Regions from separate parts of the Homo sapiens genome. Here region 1 is linked to region 2. A link is an interaction called in ENCODE POLR2A ChIA-PET data of the cell type or tissue named here. Cell type or tissue: OCI-LY7. All regions are shown on one strand. Links, peaks and the distances in the headings refer to the core of each region. The heading gives the core; the rest is flanking DNA. Region 1 overlaps FOXP1 (forkhead box P1). Region 2 overlaps FOXP1 (forkhead box P1).

Region 1 (9,478 bases), core at 3,006-7,005, 62 kb before region 2:
GAACGACAGGCTGACAGCCCTGTCTTGGAGAATGGTCATTAGTGTGCCCCGCCATCAATGTCATGTTACTGTGTCAAATTAGTTAGTGTCCCCTTAGGAGAGAAGCCGGACCTACAAATTATCCTCCCACATCCCTTGGAAACTGTGTTTGCCAAACCTGCAATCGAGTGTGAGCAAATTATTAACACGGCTCATAAATTAACTAGTTTACAGGCTTATAACATTTTACAAGTAGATAATAAAGGGGAGAAAAGTTTTCCAATTGCATTGCCCTGACGTGGGGCTGTGATCTGCCGACTGTTCCTTGAGGAGTCCACAGCTCATAGTTTTTTGTTAAGAGTCCAAACTCATGGGGTGTCAGAACAAATGTTTGGAAATGTAGAATCTAAAAGGCAGCCAGTGTAAATCCACTGAAAACAATATAATTAACTTCATTATCTCGTTGCTCTGATAAGTCGATGACAATGGTCATCTTTCTTTTAGTGGCAGTTGCTCATTAATGAGTTCACCAATTAAGTTTGAACGATTACAGCCTTTACCAACTGAAATTATCTTAAAAACATTTTTGATGCATTCTTATCATACTCTTAAGCTCCCTTGCTCAAGAGGGAAAATGCCCACACAGCACATTAAACTCATATAAGAATGAAGATTCAGAAGTCATGTGCAAAGAGTTTATGCACACTAGACACCAGATACCTAGAAAACATAGTGTGGACAAATCTGGCCTGAGTTTATCTCATATCTAGAAGAGACACCCACTGGGAACACCATCTCTTAACTCTCTTCTGAGTTCTGGTAGGCAGACAGCCCACATAGTTTCCGGAGACAGGTGACTATTCAAATCATAAAACTTCGTGCATCTCCTTTTTAGTTTCAACTTCTCCATCTGAGTAGGTTAAAAACATGTAAATTCACAAAGTATTGCCTGAATTTACTATTGAAAGAGAACACTGCACACAGACGTACATGTACGTGCCTTGAAAGCTCAGGCTTTCTACCCATTCTATAGTTCCATTTTTTTTTTTCTGTATTAGTGAGAGTCCTTTATTTAATCTTGAGGACCATATAGATGGCATTATTATCTCAAGGATCTATGCAGAAAAGACCCGGCATGTGAAACCTTGCTACTGACAGCTATTCGCAAAAACTTTCTGAAAGTGCTTGAGGATGAGTTGACTTATCTGTCAGCAACTTCAACTTACTTGGAATTGGATTTGGTAAATATTCTACTAATAACCTAACCAAGCGATGAAAGCTTTGCAGTCTCAGCACATGAACAGAGTGACTGTTTCCATGAGAAGGTGTGTCACAGTCTCCTTTTGCATTTGAAATGCAACTGAAAAAAAAAGAGTTGCTAACTGTGGCAAGTAAGATTTTCTGTTTGGCTGTCAGGAGAGAGCTTGTATGTTTCGCTAGTAGGGCGCCTGTGTCCATGTATGTACTTACTTCCTCCTGTCTCTTCTACTGAGTGCATTGAGATAGGCTAAAAGATCAAAACTCATGGCAAAATTATCATTTGGACCTATGGATCTTCTTTTTCTTATTTCTCAGGATGTATTAGCACTGTAATTATGAGAATTTATCTTGAGAAATAAGAAATTATAAGCCGAGCATGGTGGCTCATGCCTGTAATCCCAGCACTTTGAGAGGCCGAGGCGGGTGGATCATTTGAGGTCAGGAATTTGAGACCAGCCTGGCCAACATGGTGAAACCTTGTCTCTACTAAAAATACAAAAATTAGCCAGACACGGTGGCGGACACCTGTAATCCCAGCTACTCGGGAGGCTGCGGCAGGATAATCGCTTGAAACTGGGAGGTGGAGGTTGCAGTGAGCCGAGATCATGCCACTGCACTCCTCTAGCCTTGGAGATAGAAGAAGACTGTGTCTGGAAAAATAATTGCAGCACTTTGTAGGCTGAGGCAGGAGTATCACTTGAGCTCAGGAGTTTGAGACCAGCCGGCCTACTAAAATTTAGCTTGTCTACTACAATTCCAAAATTATTTGGGCATGGTGGCGCACACCTATAGTTCAAGGTACTTGGGAGCGCTTGAGACTGGGAAGTTGAGGCTGCAGTGAGCCCTGAATGTGCCCTGCACTCCAGCCTGAGTGGCAGAGCGAGACCCTGTCTCAGAAAAAAGAAAAGAAATAGAAATTATGGTACGGAAGATAAAGGAACTTAACTTCCTAAGTGGATGTCAGTGCCTTCAAGAGTGACAGTTTTACTCACCTACATAACATTTTGCATCCTCCTCCTGTAATTCAGGTTGTGAGCTAGGTCAAATGCTGATTCTAGAAGGCAAAGGATAAAATAGATGCTTAGATACATGATTATATACTGAAGGTAAATGTGGTATGTAAATGAGGGATACCAAAGGCTCGTGTGTCTGTGTTGCTTTTGAAGCATCACCATTTGCCCCTTCACTTAACCTCTTCTTTTCTTTTTGCTTTCAGCTTCCCTCTGTGTGTTGCAGTCCTGTGGCATTATGCATGCCCCCTCCCAGTGACCCCAGGCTTTTTATGGCTGTGAGACACGTTAAAATTTCAGGGTAAGTGACAGACACCACTGATGCTGTATACCACCTAAAAATTGCCATCTACCTTTGCGGGGGACCCAGTGGTCGATATAGTAATCCTGCAGAAGATAATGGCCTTTCTAATTATCAGGCCCTGATTCTGAAGCTAGCAGGCATTTGAATGCTGCTACCCCCCATGATAGCTTTATGGTTTTCAAGAATAGGGTTCATAACGGGGATCATATTTGTGGGAAGGTGACCTAATGCAGGGGTTGGTAAAATTTGTAAGGGGCCAGATAGGAAATATTGTCATCCTCATGAGCCATACAGTCTTTTTTGCAACTAGTCAACTCTGCCTTTAGAGCACAAAAGCAGCCATAGATAATATACAAGCAAAGGGGTGTCACTGTGCTCCAGTGAGACTTTATTTACAAAAACAGACAGTAAGCCATATTTGGCCTGAAGACTATAGTAGGCTGTCCCTTGATTGGATGCATCAAAAACGGACATTTGACCTGTAAACCTGACACCTCGCTGGGTACCACTCCGTCTGACCTTGAGCAAACCATTTATCTGCGAGAAACAGGAATAAAAAATATATACCTGCCCTTACTACCTTGAAAGATGGTGTTGTAAGGATGAAACAAGATATAATGCATGTGAAAGCACTTTGAAAATTTCGAAACTCCTTACGAATGTGATGATCGGCTCTACAGTCATTCTGGTTCACCTTGTGGAGTGTGACTTCTTCACCTTTTTAATCACATTGGGCTTTCATGAGCGAAATGAGTGTGGGGGAAAGCTCTCTTATTTTCTGAGTAATGTGGTTTGTCTGTACGTTCCTTCTATTTTACAGTTGATGGACTAGCTGTTGAAATGTCTTTCTTTTTAGTATCAAATATGGATGAAGGGATATGCGGGTAGATTATGGTAGGCTAAAGATCAAATGCCAATGAAGAACGATTAAATTTCCTTTAATCATCAGAATCTGAGAGTGCTGTAAGATCTCACCTTTAATATAGGCCTTAATAAATAATAATGCTTTGGATGCCTACAAGTATGTTTAAATTTCACAAGTCTTGCATGTCAAAACAGAGAGACAGGCTCAGCAAATATGCTTCCCTGGGCTAGCAATACTAATTAAGAAGGCAAGTCATACTTAAACAAACAGCTTTGGGAATAGAGGGTTAATCAGAATCCCAATTCATGAATCTTCTAGTTTTTTTTTTCCCTCAGAGAAAATTGTAGTGTCATCTTTAGATATGTTTTCATGTCATTATATTAGTTAAGAATTGTTTTCTAGTAAGAGAGATATAAGTATAAAAAATTATTTAAGTATTCTGTCGTAAAAACATCTGGGAAGAGCAGTTTGTGTCTTCTATCTTTCTACTCTGCTTATTCAAGTGCGTTCCTTCATCTTCAAGGTCACATGGTGGCTGCTGGCTCTCAGGCCATTGCCTCTACATCCAAGACAAAAAGTAGTTTTCCTGGCTGAGGCAGGCCTTTTTAAAGCACTTTCCCTGTAGCCTTATCCAATGATGCCTGCTTACATCCTATTAGCCACCCCTAACTGTAAGGGTGTCTGGGAAATGCATCCTTAGACTTGAACAATTTGATGTCCCAGGTAAATTCTGGGTTCTAGTACTAAGAAAAGGTGAATGCTTACTGAGCAACCATTATGGTTACTTTTACGAAATCATGCTGTCAATTTTGCTTACATGTTTAATTTTTATTTATTTTCAATGAATGCCTTCTGTTGACTGTGCCTTGTTTGAATTTTACATGTTAGAATTTTAGCCTGTTTAATTCTCAGCAGAGATACAGCTCAGTAAATATTTTAAGACCACAATATTCTTACTGAAAGTGCCATGGCAAATCTGAGAAATACATTTCTTTATTAAGAGAGCTATAAAGCAAAATTTAAACTCTCGAATATGCTAGTCTAGTGGGTTTTCCTTCCTGTGGATGTAAGATTTCATTAAGGCTTGAGTACTAGCATGAGGTCTTAGTGGCACGCACTCACACCCAATTCTGTTCCCCCTATATGGGCAGGGGACATTGCTGACAGCTTTGCATTGTCCCTCTGTTCTTATGTAGACTCAAGGACGGGACAGAACTCTCCATCCTACCTTTCTGTGATTTGTTGCTCCCTGTATCTCTGCTGAAAGCTTACCGTGGGAGTGGGGTGCACGGGACAAGTAAGCCACTCCTGTCCAAATTTTCTGTCCCAAATTGGCCTGTACATGATTCTTGTGAGCCACTTTTTATCCCATAAAATGAATAGAATGAGACTTCCCTATGCTTTGTATTAATAATATATTCTCTGCCTATACTGGCCTGTGACGAGTAGTCATAAAACTTAGGGTAATGGATGCATTCGCAGAAACTCCTTGGATGCCTCCTGTGGATACAGGATAGCAGCATGGTTAAGAGTGTCTGCTTTGAAGTTAGATTGGCTTAGACTCAGATTCCACCTTTTCCACTTCCTGGCTGAACAACCCTAGGCAAGTTACTTAACCTTTCTGTGCCACGGCCTCCTTATCTGGAAAAGGGGATAAAAATAGAAGCCAGCTCACTCTGAAGAGTTAGAGAGGTGATGCTTGTAAAGAGCTTAGCACGGATCCTGGTACATCATAAATGCCAGCATTGTACTAGGCACCCCAGGTGATACAGTGGAAATCTCTGTCTCTGACAAGCTTGTACCATCCTGTTGCTGGTTCACTGGTCGTTGTTTTACTGATAGATGACGCATGTTTCGCAGTCCATTGCTCCTCACCTGGTATTCCCTTGTAAATGCAAGTACAGCCTTGGGAGCTTGTCCTGCTGCACATCTGCAAGGACACGTGCAGCTATGTATACAGCTGCTGTAGCCCTGTTAGCAGAGCTTAGGTCTCTGGATCCTGTTTTGAGGATTTCCCCTGAGAAGCATACAGTTCTTTTTTTATTCCTTTTTTTTTTTTTTTTTTTTTGACTTAGTCAGACAATGGTCCTGCCTCGCAAGCAGAATTCACTAACTGCTTTCAAGTTGGTATTGCTGATGATAATCTGAAACTGTAGGGTTTCGCTCGTGCAGGCTGATGTTACATGATGTCGATCTTCTGCCACCTCATCCTCCATCCCTGCCTCTGTGCTGACTCGGCAAAGCAGGTCCTAGTCCCCCACAGATCCTCTTGGGAATGGCCCTCAAAGGACTGTGTCATCTGCACACAGAAGCTGCCACAGGTCCGTGGCAAAGAATGTCAGCAGTACTCATGGATGACCCAGTTGGTGACTTGTACCCAGATTGAAAAACAGTGCCAACCACGTGACCCTGGCTGTCTCTTGAGTTTTTGAGCCCTGTTAGGTGAGACGGGTAAGAGTCACACCACCTATAATAACAAACCTGCAGTGATAATTCATTAACATTGACACCATATCACAGAACTGATGGTTTTGGGGCAACAGACCCCAGCCTATAGTAGTACTTATCAGGGGTCTGCCTGACATAGGCTTTGCTTCCATCATGTTCACTGTGTGGAGATAGTGGCTTGAAGATCTGGCGTGTTCAAAAGACTCTTGGAAACTTCGAGCTTTTGCCGCGTGGTTTCCAATATTTTATTTAAACCCCATTACTCTTCTCAGATGTCATAAAATCTCCCTTGCCTCTGAATTACGGGATACCTTCCATGCCTCCCAGGACTCACTCCTTCTCATCCCTTAGTGTTCAGTTCAAAAATCAACCCCTTAAACATGCCTTTGCTGACCACCTACGTGAAAGGGGACAGCCCCTTTATTATTTTTCTTGATCCAAACCTCTTGTTTGTTCCATATGTTACAGCCCTGTCCCTTCATGAATTCACCTGTTTATCAGGTAATAAGCAAGAAGTAGGTCGTATTCAGTGTGGCTTCTCCATGGCTAGCAGTGCCTAACATATGGTAGGTATGCATGCAGTCGGTATTTGTTGAATCAGTCAGAGTCTGGGGATTTCCCTGTGAATTTCTGTATTTTTATGGCACCTAAGAGGACTGTATCTGGTTGAGGGAGAAAGAGAAGGAACAAAGCTACACACATCACCTTTATTGTAGGAATAAAATACTGCCCTTGGGTTTTCTCTGGAAAGTTCCCACTATGTACTGCATACTCTGCGTGTCCCATCCGGAAGGGGTTATACATTATCTTCCCCATGAAGACAGAATCATTTGCCACTTGAGCCTGAAGGATATTGTGGGTGGTACAAATTGATTAAGGACATTGGGATCCAAGCTCAAACCCCAACACTCTCATTCAGTGGCTCTTTTTTTGGACAAATTATTTTCTCTCTCTAAGACTCAGTTTACTTGCCTGGGGCAGGGGTAATAGCATTACCTAGCCACTGAGCTATTGCGAGGATTAAATTAGATGGTACGTATAAAGCACTTTGCACAACGTCTGGAACAGAATAACAGTGCTGTTGATTTAAGGGTATCAGCAAAGGCTTTGGGGACCTCCACTGATAAAACTCATCTTCTGCTTTCTTCTGATGTTCATTTTAGAGGTGGCAAAGATGGCAAAGAACCTTGATTCCCGATTATATTTGCTCATGTTTCATGTGCTGAATTAACTTCAAAAAGTACAAAATAAGCAAGCAGTGAGATAGTCTGTTTTATATTTGTTGTTGACACGTTGACTGTTGGATGCTCATGACCTGTCTCAGGTAGCACATGCTAGAAACCTCAAGCGCTGCAATGGCTCAGTGTCTGGAGCCTGACCCACATCCAGAAAACCATGGAAATTGAGAGTTTGGGGTGCTGCAGTGTCTGTACGCCTTCTTGCTGGGGATATGTTTTGCCTTTAAGTTAATCAGAGCTGGTTTGATCTCCTGCCTTGCAATAGAGGGCATCTTAAATTTCCTTAAATTCTCTTCTCTCTCTCTTTTTTTTTTTCTGGAGACGGAGTCTCGCTCTGTCACCCAGGCTGGAGCGCAGTGGCGCAATCTCAGCTCACCATAACCTCCGCTCCTGGGTTCAAGCGATTCTCCTGCCTCAGCCTCCCTAGTATTTTTTTTTTTTTTTTGTATTTTTAATACAGACGGGGTTTCACCTTGCTGGCTAGGCTGGTTTTGAACTCCTGATCTTGTGATCCGCTCATCTCAGCCTCCCAAAGTGCTGGGATTACAGGCGTGAACCACCGCGCCCAGCCCAATTCTCTTCTCTTTTTTTAAAAAAATATACTTGATGTGTCGGTCCTGAAAATTCACATCACTTCTCTTTTGATAGAAAACCAAAGTCTGTATAGTCTGAAAGGAGTTAGATATAAATGTCTTTCATTATTAACACCAATTTCTTCCACCTGCTTGAAGAAGATGATCTATTATTTTTGCTATATTGTTCCACCATGTCAGTGGTTGACATTTGTTGTTCATTGTGAATTTTTTATGTAAAAGCTGAAGCAGAGAGAGGGACCTGTCTCACTCTGTATCACATGACTTTCTAGCGGACAAGAATGAAATCTATGAAATCATATACTCTTATTTACACGACTTATGGAGTAACTAGGGTTATCTAGGAAATTAAAATAGCCATTTCTTTTATTAATTCATAACTTGTACTCTTGCAACTTAACAATAAAAGGACATGATTAAAATATAGTTTAAGGCATCAAACGTGGTTACTAATATCCTTTTAGGAAAGGAAAAGATGAAATCCAGTAAGTTTCAGTCAAAGTAAGTGAATAAATCAGAAAAAAAAACATTGGTTAGACTCATGATAACCCTCAGAGTGGCTAACACCCAGATTTTTTGCATCTCTAAAAATATATAACACCCCTGTCTCCAAATATCACTTCAGAAACTAAAATAATAATTCGTGAAAGGGGAAACAGATCCGTGTAATATGAGACTTGATCAGGCAGTTTACGCGGGATGCTTGAGGGCCTAGATCAGCCCTTGTGCTGCCCTCTTCTCAATACCCTGGTGCCTGAGGAGCAGCGGGGAAGATTAGGAGCTTTCTGAGGGTTTTTACTTTAATGCTTTGAAATTTTGCTGCATCGTCTGAGTCCAATTTGGTTCAGCAGTCTCTCAGTGCCAGGTGACTCTGGCTAAGATGCTCTAGGGCTGAATTTTTTAATGCCAGCTTTCCCAGGGGATCAGTAAAGGTTTTGCCCTGGGTATTCCAACCAGGAGAGCCTGTGTCCTGTCTTTGTCCACATCTGTCCCCAGTCATTAATGGTGACACAAAATAGTCTCCCACTCCTGACTCACTTCCTAAACCTGGCAGTTTCTTTGGGATTCTACTCCTAGAATAATTGGTGCTTAGACCTTCTTAGGTTTATCTGTATGTATGTACCTAGAAGAACTTGCATTTCGTGCTGTCACCAATATTCTGCATGCTTAAAAAGTAGGGAGAGGTGGAAGTAGAATTTTCTAAACTCATGAAAAATCTAACCCTAAAAAATCTCAATAAACAGCAGTTTTTTAAGAGAAACATTCTAGCTTTTGAAAGGTCTACCCTATAATAGCTACCTTTACTGTCTGTATGCCAGACATGATTCTAAGCCTTTGATATTTATTAACTCATAGTAACTCTGTGAAGTAATCATCATTCTAAAAATTCATTTTACAGGTGAGGAAGCTGAAGAATAGTGAGTTAAATGACTCACCCAGAGCCCTCTGCTTATATGGAGCAAAGTAGGATCTGGACCTAGAAATTCCTTCCCCTCGTAGCCTGTTGTGTTTTTTTTTTTTTTTTTTTTTTTGAGATGGAGTCTCGCTCTGTTGCCCAGGCTGAAGTTGGAGTGCAGTGGTGCAGTCTCGGCTCACTGCAACCTCCACCTCCCTGGTTCCAGCGATTCTCCTGCCTCAGCCTCCCAAGTAGCTGGGACTAAGATGCATGCCACCATGCCTGGCTAATTTTTGTATTTTTGGTAGAGACAGGATTTTGCCATGTTGGCCAGGCTGGTCTCGAACTCCTGACCTCAGGTGATCCACCCCCTTCAGCCTCCCAA
Region 2 (9,478 bases), core at 2,684-6,683:
GCTTTTTGGTCTGTATTTGTCAAATAAACATGTATTTATTTGCGTGTAAGGACATATGTGGTGTATTTTTGGAGGTCCTAAGAAAAATGGTTGCCCTTAAGAAATGGTCTACAGGTTCACATTTCCCCCCCAAATATTATCAAACTCTTCTCTGTTTGTTGAAGCTGAACTTATTTTTATTTTTTAAATTTATTTGTTTCTTGTTGACTTGGTAGGTTTAAAGTTAGAAAGGAATATTCACATCACAAAAGTGGTGATTCATAAAATTAACTTGCTGCAAACAAGAGTAACGCATGTCAGTATTGTGTGCTGAAGTGGTGTCATCCAATTGATGTTCATCTGGCGGCTTTATAATCACCTTCTTTCAGAAATTAACAGTCAGGCACCATAGCAACACGCCACATTGATGTAACTGCTGAGCAGTGTGGGGCATATCCCTGTAATGTCAGCGCTAGGCTGCCTTGTTCTCTTGACCTTGCTTGAAAATCAAATGAGTACTTGATTTTAAAATTAGAAGTTTTCAGAGAGACTAAAGTAGCTTAATGAATTAAAGCCAAATTTAATTTTCTCAAATTCGCTTTTGGGAGGGGGAGTGAAAAAGTACTCCGGTTAAAATGGTTATGGATGCTACATATTTACTTGATTTCAAAAGTACCTCTCTGATAAAGGCAATGATCATCTTACAGAAGATGATCCTGCCGGTCGTTTTAACATCTGATATTTCTCAAGCAGTAGCATCTTTGTTTCATTTAGAATTTTTGGCCTTTAATAGTTCCATTTGATTTAGTAGATTTGTGTCTGTCTAAAAACAGGTTACCTGCCAGCATGGTTGAACAAAGCCTTTGCTCAGATTTTACTAAAGTTTATGTATTTGTCAGATATAGACTTATTATTGAGTTGAACAGAGTTTTTTGTGGAACTTTTCATAATGTGAAGAATCTTTGATCAGTTTTTGATAAGTCTCACCTGGGGCTTGGGGGGGTTCTAGAATGCATATATATAAAGGATATGGATTTGTTTTTGTAGTTGCATTCTGGCACATTTAATTTGGTCTAGAAAAATCAGACTTGCATCATTTCACCATCTATATTGTTTAAATGAAACCTTTGCAGGATCTACCTAATTGTATTTCAGAGAGGACAAACATACGTTTCAGATGTTTCGGCATGGAAGGAATTGATTCCCAACCAGTAATTGGGATTATCAGGCCACAGCAAGACACTTCCCTTTGCTGAGGCTCAATTTTCTTTTTCTTTTTCTTTTTTTCTTTTTTTTTCTTTTTGAGACGGAGTTTCGCTCTGTTGCCCAGGCTGGAGTGCAGTGGCGGGATCTCGGCTCACTGCAACCTCTGCCTCCCGGGTTCAAGTGATTCTCCTGCCCCACCCTCCTGAGTAGCTGGGATTACAGGCAGTCGCCATCATACCCAGCTAATTTTTGTGTTTTTAGGAGAGGCGGGGTTTCACCATGTTGGTCAGGCTGGTCTCAAACTCCTGACCTCGTGATCCGCCCACCTCGGCCTCCCAAAGTGTTGGGATTACAGGCGTGAGGCACTGCTCCCGGCCTCAGTTTTCTAATCTTTAAAAGGAAGACATTAATCTATATCAAGGGTCTGCAAACTTTTTCTGTCAAGGGCCACATAGTAAATATTTTCTACTTGTGGGGGCATTCAGCCTCTGTTGCAGCTACTCAGCAAGGTGGTAATTTGCTGTCTCCTGGTCTCTATAATCTCACAGAGTGATCTCAATCCAAGATGCTCCTCATGCAAAGTGGTGCCACATGTCTAACTCATCTCCTACTGTTAGCAGAGGTTTCTGGCAAAGCTAAAAATTATGATTAAACAGGCCAGGCATGGTGGCTCATGTCTGTAATCCCTGCACTTTGGGAGGCTGAGGCGAGTGGATCACCTGAGGTCAGGAGTTCGAGACCAACCTGGTGAAACCCCGTCTCTACTAAAAATACAAAAATTAGCTGGGTGTGGTGGCGGGCACCTGTGATCCCAGCTACTCAGGAGGCTGAGGCAGGAGAATCACTTAAACCCGGGAGGCAGAGGTTGCAGTGAACTGAGATCGCACCACTGTTCTGCAGGCTGGGAGACAGAAGGAGACTCTGTCTGAAAAAAAAAAAAAAAAATTAAACAAAGCTGAAAAAGTGGTAGAAAAGATGAAAAGTTTAGCTTGAGAGTTGCCTTATCCATACAGCTCCAAATATAACCTTCACTGATGGGTTTTCATTTGTTGTTTTGTTTTTTTTTTTTTTTGTAATCACCTGTAAGCATGAATTATTTTTCTTCTGATTCAATATCTTTATAATGTCCGTTCTTTCACCTGTTACCTGAAAATGGAAATACAGTCCCCACCCCACCCCAAATTCTGTAATATTGTTGAAAGTTAAAAATATCATAGGTCAAGGGAAAAATTGGAAAGAAATGTTTCTAGAAATTTGTCATTGGCATTGCCTGAGAAAAATAGTCTATATTACAAAAAAAATGCTTTCTTCATAATCACTATCAAGTGCATGATCTATGGGATTATTTAATATCGTGCAAATAATGCCCCCCTTGTAAAATTACTTGATCATAAAAGTATTTTATATGCTCAGTCTCTATAGTTGTTCTCTACTTTCAGCTTTTTTTGTTGTCTTTGTTTTTGTTCTATATACATTGTCTTCGTCTGTTTGGTGTTGCTATAAAGGAATACCTGAGGCTGGGTAATTTATAAAGAAAAGAATTTTATTTGGCTCATAATTCTGCAGACTGTACAAGAAACATGTGCCAGTACCTACTTCTAGTAAGGACCTTAGGAAGCTTCCAGTCATGGCAAAAGGGGGTTTGGAACAGGCATGTCACATGACAAGAGAAAAAGGAAGCTTGGAGGGAAGGGGAGCCAGGCTCTTTTTAACAACCAGATTTGTCATGAACTAATAGAGCAAGAACTCAGTCATTACTCTGGGGAGGACACTAGCCATTCGTGAGAGATCAGCCCCCATGATCCAAACACCTTCTATTGGCCCCTCCTCTGACATTGGGGACCAGATTTCAAGAGGGAGATTTGGAGGGGACACATTTCCAAAGTATATCATACATCATCTTCAGTATTCCTATTCCAAGTGAACATTTCATTACTTAACACTTTTTTTTTTCTTTTACAGTATCCATTCCATCTGTGTTTTGATGCTAATTTCAAATTTTGGGGAGAAATAAGTTAGGGTATATAGACTTAAGTAATAAATGTAATTTTTACCTTTGAACAAGGTGAAAGATCTTTCAAAGACTAATTTGTATATATCTTGATCTCTTATCTAGAAAGAAATAAAAGGTTTGTTGGAAATATACAATTTAAAAAGATGTTTCAAGTGAATATAGTGGTTAGCGTTTCTTCCTGATGAATAAGCCTTAAATGAGGAGAAGACCTTGCCATCCAGCAATGGACAAAAAAATCAGCATCATCTTTCACACTGCAAGAAGCATGTAGACTTCAGATGCCAGGAGCTTCTCAGTAAATACCACGCCTCAAATTTGAAACCTGGGAATTATTAAGAGTCAGTATAGATGCACAGAAATATGCCTACAAAGGTACTATGGGAATAACTGATTATATACATAAAAGTCGCCAGGCAAATTCAGAAAACCAAATGAAGCCATTTTGAAAATTTGGATTCTATGGTCTGAAGAGTCATAAATAACAGTCATCATACTCGGGAGTGATATAACAATTTTCTTCCAACTAGATCTGAGTGCTTTACAAAATGGATCTGGTTGCTGGCATTCCTAAGAGGTAGCTGGCAATTCTCATAATCCCCACTTTACAGACTGGAAAAACGGTCCCGTTGATGATAAATAGTTTACCCAAGGTCATCCAGAATGTCAAGATGGAAACTAAAGAGGGATGCACTGGTCACAATTATACAGATGTCATTCTATTATGGTTGCCTTGGTTTGGTGATCTAATAAAGGTTTCTGTGGCATTTTTTCCTGCCTCCCCTCACCATTGACAATTTACCCACATGCATTTGCTTAAAATTCAAATCCAATTTGTAAAATTCATCATCTTATATTCAATTCTGAATGGCATTGAGAGTTGAAGATAATCATCAAGGCCATATAGATTACAATTAAAATGGTTAGTTTTAAACATTAGGCATCTCCAAGCTTCACATTTTGTGTATTGGTTCAGTTTTTTTTTTAAAGTCAGGTTATTTGAGAGAAAACTAAAAAACAATCAAAAGGAAGTTGAATCATTGCAATTTTCCCCCCACTCCATCCCTAATTTAAGGTGTTTTATGTTAGATGAAGGAACTATAAATGCATCCTTGTAGATAACATTCATTGTGTCTTACCTATTATAAATTATTTCTTGGTGAAAAATAAAGCTAAAATGCTATTCAGTTATTTGAAATATAAGTTCCTTTAAAAGTGTATATGTGAGTGATTTGAACATTTACCTAATGACACAGCAATTCTGAGCTAAACCCATTCAAAACTACCTTTTTAGAGTATTTAGCATTTGAATTATGTGACCATTAATTAAGGAAGTTGTTATGAAGACACTGGAAGCAGTCGTTACTGAGTTACCAGATGACCGCATTGGCTGGAATGTGATCAGTCAATTCAGTTAAGCATTGAAATGCTCCCTGATCCCCCGTACACACATACAGTACACTCATGCCTGGGTTGTAACCGTCAGGGTAAAGACTAGGCTGGTGTAACAAAGAGACCCCAGCGTAAAATGGCTTAAATAAAATAGAAGTCTACTTCTCTCGTGAAACAACCAGACCAATGTAGCTTGTCTGGGCAGATCTTTCCGTCTGTGCTCTCCTCCCTTGGGGCTTTGTCTTTATCATATGGTTGAAGCTATGTTGTTGCCGCACTATGGAGATGTCCAAAGCAAGCAATTTTCTTTTGATCAAAAGAGTTAAACATTGTATACATCCCACTCATTGTCACTTAACTGGTAAGATTGTGGTCATAAGGCCCAGCAAACTTTGAGGGCTGCTGGGAAGTGTCTCTACCTAGGTGGCCAGGAGCCTGGGGAGAATTGACAAACAGATTTAAGGGGACAAGTAGAATACAAGTACTTCATTGATTCAGTTGCTCCAATCTAGTAATTTCATTCATTCATTCATACATACAGATGTATGTACATACATACATATATTAATTCTTACTGCAGATGTTTATTGGTGGGTGTGTGCTAGGTGCTGAGATTATAGCACCGTGTAAGAAGGACATGGTCTCTGTCCTCACAGAGTTGATAGTCTAGAGGGGCAGGCATACATGAATGACGATGCTGATGATGGGTGTTAGGAAGGGCAATTGTTGGTTGATTTGAGAAGTGGTCTAAAACAAGGAGTCCAGGGTGTCGGGAATTATGTGTTTTAGCATCGTATGGAAGTTATGTGAGATTAACTTGATTTCCTTATATGCTGTTGTGAATGTTATCAGGCATGTTAATTTTTTGTTAACAGAATTACTGAGATATAATTCACATACAATACAATTCACCCATTTAAGGTGTACTGACTTTTCAATAGTTCTTAATGTGTTCAGAGTTGCAACCATCTAGTTCAGTTTTAGAATATTTCATCGCTTAAGAAAAAACCCTAGTAACTATTAGCACTTACACTGCATTCTGCCCTCCCGCCATCCCCTGATAACAACAAATATACATTCTGTTTGTATAGATTTACTTAGTCTGGACGTTTCATAGAAATGGAATCCCACATCCTTTTGTGACTGGATTCTTTCACTTAGCAAAATGTTTTCAAGGTTCATCTAGGCATTTAAAATTTTTAACTGTCTTAAAACCTCATGAGTTCTTATTTTTAAATCTAAGAGAATGGTTGCTTGAAATATTCTTACAAGGGACAGAACTGGGGAAAAATTACTGTTTTTTATGCTGTGTGTATTTCCGTAGACTGACATGGCCTCTCAACAGTTAAACGTCAGAATTTAAATGTTTGCATTTTAAGTTAGCTGTTTTTAAACATTGTTAGCCATAATGCTAAACTAAGTTACTCTGTAAACAAGAGCTGTCTCTCTTGAATGTTAGTTTCAAAGAAAAAAAATTTCTTAAATATTGATTTCCAGAGAAATATGCTCAATAGAGTTCGTTTTCAAGCAGAAGTCACTTGTTGAAATGTACATGAAGGCATATTTAGTAGTAAAGACAATATTTGCAGCAATTATCAAATAACCATATTTTGCACAGTGAACAATCAAAAATACAAAACCAAATAGCAAATGGTTTTATCTATCTTTTTTTTTTTTTTAAGAAATGGGGTCTGGCTGTGTTGCCCAGGCAGGATTACAGTGGCTGTTCATAGGTGTGATCAGAGCTTACTGCAGCCCCGAACTCCTGGGCTTGAGGGATCTTCCTGCCTCAGCCTCCTGAATAGCTTGGACTATAGGCTCACACCACTGAACTACTGTATCCATGTATTTTTTAAATGATGTTTTTGCTGTCCTATCTGCCAAAGGCACAAATATTCCAACTGCTCACCTTGAGCATTTTAGGAACACAAACCTCATGTTAGGTGGCAACTTAACGACGTACCACAGATGTAGGAAATAGAGCCTTTCCTTGGCAATTCAAAAGCCTCTGAAAGAAATCTGAAGCTTAACTGTACAAAAACAAAATATTATAAAAGGTAGCACATCTGTGTTAACCTTGTGGGCCTACCCCCTCAGTATCTAGTAACACCAAGGACCTCAAAGAAACAAATAGTGTACTGATGACAGAATCCTTATTTTATGAGCCCATTTAAAAGTTGAAGCTGTAGTGACAGTTACTAAGCAGTGCTGAGTTTGGATTTGAAGTTTGTGGTATCTTTTAAAAACACTATTGGTGAATGGGACTTTGTGAATTTGAAATGAAGATGAATCGTTTCAGTTTGTTCCTCTCTGCCACTGATCTGGCTTTGCATGGGGTCGGGAAGAAAAAGGAAAAACATGAAGTCTTTCTGCCCTTGTCAAATTCACTCTTTTTAAAGGGTGAAAATCATGCAGATCTTTCCTGAATTTTGTATATTGGCATATATGTGGTATGTAATTAAAGGTAATTAGATGTTTTGTTAATTATCTGAGAGTGTGACCAGTTATTTAAAATTACCTTTTAGGCCGGGCATGGTGGCTCACACCTGTAATCCCAGCACTCTGGGAGGCCAAGGCAGGTGGATCACTTGAGGTTGGGAGTTTGAGACCAGCCTGGTCAACATGGCGAAACCTGGTATCTGCTAAAAATACAAAAATTAGCTGGGCATGGTGGTGCACACCTGTAGTCCCAGCTACCTGGGAAGCTGAGGTGAGAGAATTGCTTGAACTTGGGAGGCAGAGGTTACAGTGATCTGAGATCATGCCACTGCTCTACATCCTGGGCAACAGAGGGGAGACTCCATCTCAAAAAATAAATAAATCAAAAGTAAAATAAAATTACTTTTTAATTAAGAGAAACCTCCCATTGTTGGATGGACTGTGATTATTGCAGTCTATGGCTTGCCATGGTAGCTTACATGCTCACTCTTTCCTCCAGTCTTTTTTTTCTGGAGGTTGGTCTGTTTCCCTTTCAAAAGGTCCTCAGTGGTCTCTGGAGGCCAGAGGAAATATCCTAAAATACATTCATTACAAATTCCATACTTTAAAGTTTATTTAGACCAGTCATTTTCAAAGTGGCCGTTGGAACCAGTTTGTGGGTTAAGGATTTTAGTGTAGTGGCTTGTACCCAAGACTTTTAAAAAATGGAATCAGCGGCCAGGCACAGTCGCTCAGGCCTGTAATCCCAGCACTTTGGGAGGCCGAGGCAGGCAGATCACGAGGTCAAGAGATCAAAATCATCCTGGCCAACATGGTGAAACCCCATCTCTACTAAAAATACAAAAATTAGCTGGGCATGGTGGCGCACACCTGTAGTCCCAGCTACGTGGGAGGCTAAGGCAGGAAAATCACTTGAACCCGGGAGGCAGAGGTTGCAGTGAGCCAAGATCACACCACTGCACTCCAGCCTGGTGTGAGACTCCATCTCAAAAAAAAAAAAAAAAAAATACAGAATAAGCATACAATACAGTAAAATAAAAAAATCAGAATATGTCACATGTGGTAAGGATTTTATGTGTATGCAGTAAAACTTCTGAAACATATGAGTACTGTCTTTGCAATGTAAAGTAGTTCTTTCTGCAGGTTGGATTTATTCCCTCATCTGTTTATTCACACATCTTTATTAAATGCCTGCTGTATGCCAGGCATTGTGCTTGACCTCCCCTGTCCAGTGTGGGAGCCACTAGCTACCTGGAGCTGCTGAACACTTGAAATGTGATTAGCCCAAACTTGGATGTGCAGTGTAAAATCTACAAAGTATTTCAAAGCCTTTGTATGGAAAAAAGAACATGAAATATTTGATAATTTTTCTTCATCGATTACATGTTGAAATGATCGTTTTGGATACATTAGGTTAAATAAAATATTAAAATTAATTTCAGCTGTTTCTTGTTACTTCTGAAAAGCGTCACAGTTACTTATGTGGCAGCCATTGTATTTCTATTAGACAGTGTTGCTGGATATAGCAGTGGACAGCACAGCCACCAAGCCCTCTGCTCATTGGTTTAGAGGGAGTGGACAACCAGCGAAGCGTGATAAACAAGGGCGTGGTGATAGATACTGTAGAGAAAATATAAAAGGATAAGGGAGGTCACATTGTCAGAGGGAAGGGTTGCTGTGTAAATAGGGTGGTGGGTGGTCAGGGTAAGTCCATGTAAGGTGAGCAGAGATGTAGCCTATTCTAAAGAGAGCAAGTCAGCCAGTATGGCCGAAGCAGTGTCCTTAAGGGAAGAGTACAGGTTGAGTATCTGTTATCTGACATGCTTGGGACCAGAAATATTTCTGATTTGGGATCTTTCAGATTTTATAATATATGCATTACCAGCTAAGCATCCTTAACCCCAAAATCCCAAATCTGAAATGCTCCTGTGAGCATTTCCTTTGAGTGTTGTATCTGTGCTCAAAAAGTTTTGGATTTCGGAGCACTTTTGATTGCAGAATATTGGATTAAGGCTACTCAAGTTGTAGTAAGAGACAACATAACAGTGTAACAGGGCCAGACTGAGTAGGGCATTAGGGCTTTTTATATTCTTATTGGGGAGCCATTGAGGGGCTTTGAGGTAGAGCAAGATCTCACTCATGCTTTTTAAATGGATCGCTCTGGGAGCTGTTTTGAAAATAGACTTTGGGTGGATGAGGTCATAGGCAGGGAGACCTGTCAGGAGGCCACTAGAATAATCCCAGTGAGATATGATGATGGCCAGGATCACAATGGCAGGGGAGGTGCTGAGAAGTTGTTGAATTTGGAATTTATTTAAACATTGAGCCAAAGGATTTCCTAGTGAAATTGATGGGGAGTTTGAAAAAGTTGCATCACAGAAGACTCTTAAGATTTTTGTCTTGAATGACGGGATATAATCAATAGGATTCACTGATGGATTGCTTATGGGC

The links. ChIA-PET counts read pairs that join two places held together with the same protein. Peaks named below come from ENCODE experiments on the same cell type or tissue, not always from the same donor. Only the 100,000 strongest peaks of a DNase experiment are listed, where the experiment ranks them.
Region 1: POLR2A ChIA-PET joins it to region 2 with 5 read pairs; 3 of 35 experiments call an interaction of 5 or more read pairs at or near these places.

Annotation. Positions count from the first base shown.
Region 1 is chr3:71,352,222-71,361,699 of GRCh38, reverse strand. FOXP1 (forkhead box P1) reads left to right here. Exons shown (of 21, transcript NM_001349338.3): 4 at 2,456-2,550. Among named protein-coding and RNA genes, the nearest start is that of FOXP1-AS1, 67 kb to the right of the region's middle. In OCI-LY7, for the core only: no CTCF peak of the experiment used is centred there; a DNase peak (open chromatin) is centred at 5,299.
Region 2 is chr3:71,290,269-71,299,746 of GRCh38, reverse strand. All of the region lies in intron 5 of FOXP1 (forkhead box P1), which reads left to right. It overlaps FOXP1-AS1 (FOXP1 antisense RNA 1), which reads right to left. Exons shown (of 5, transcript NR_126463.1): 2 at 7,107-7,230; 3 at 3,240-3,297. Among named protein-coding and RNA genes, the nearest start is that of FOXP1-AS1, 5.2 kb to the right of the region's middle. In OCI-LY7, for the core only: no CTCF peak of the experiment used is centred there; no DNase peak of the experiment used is centred there.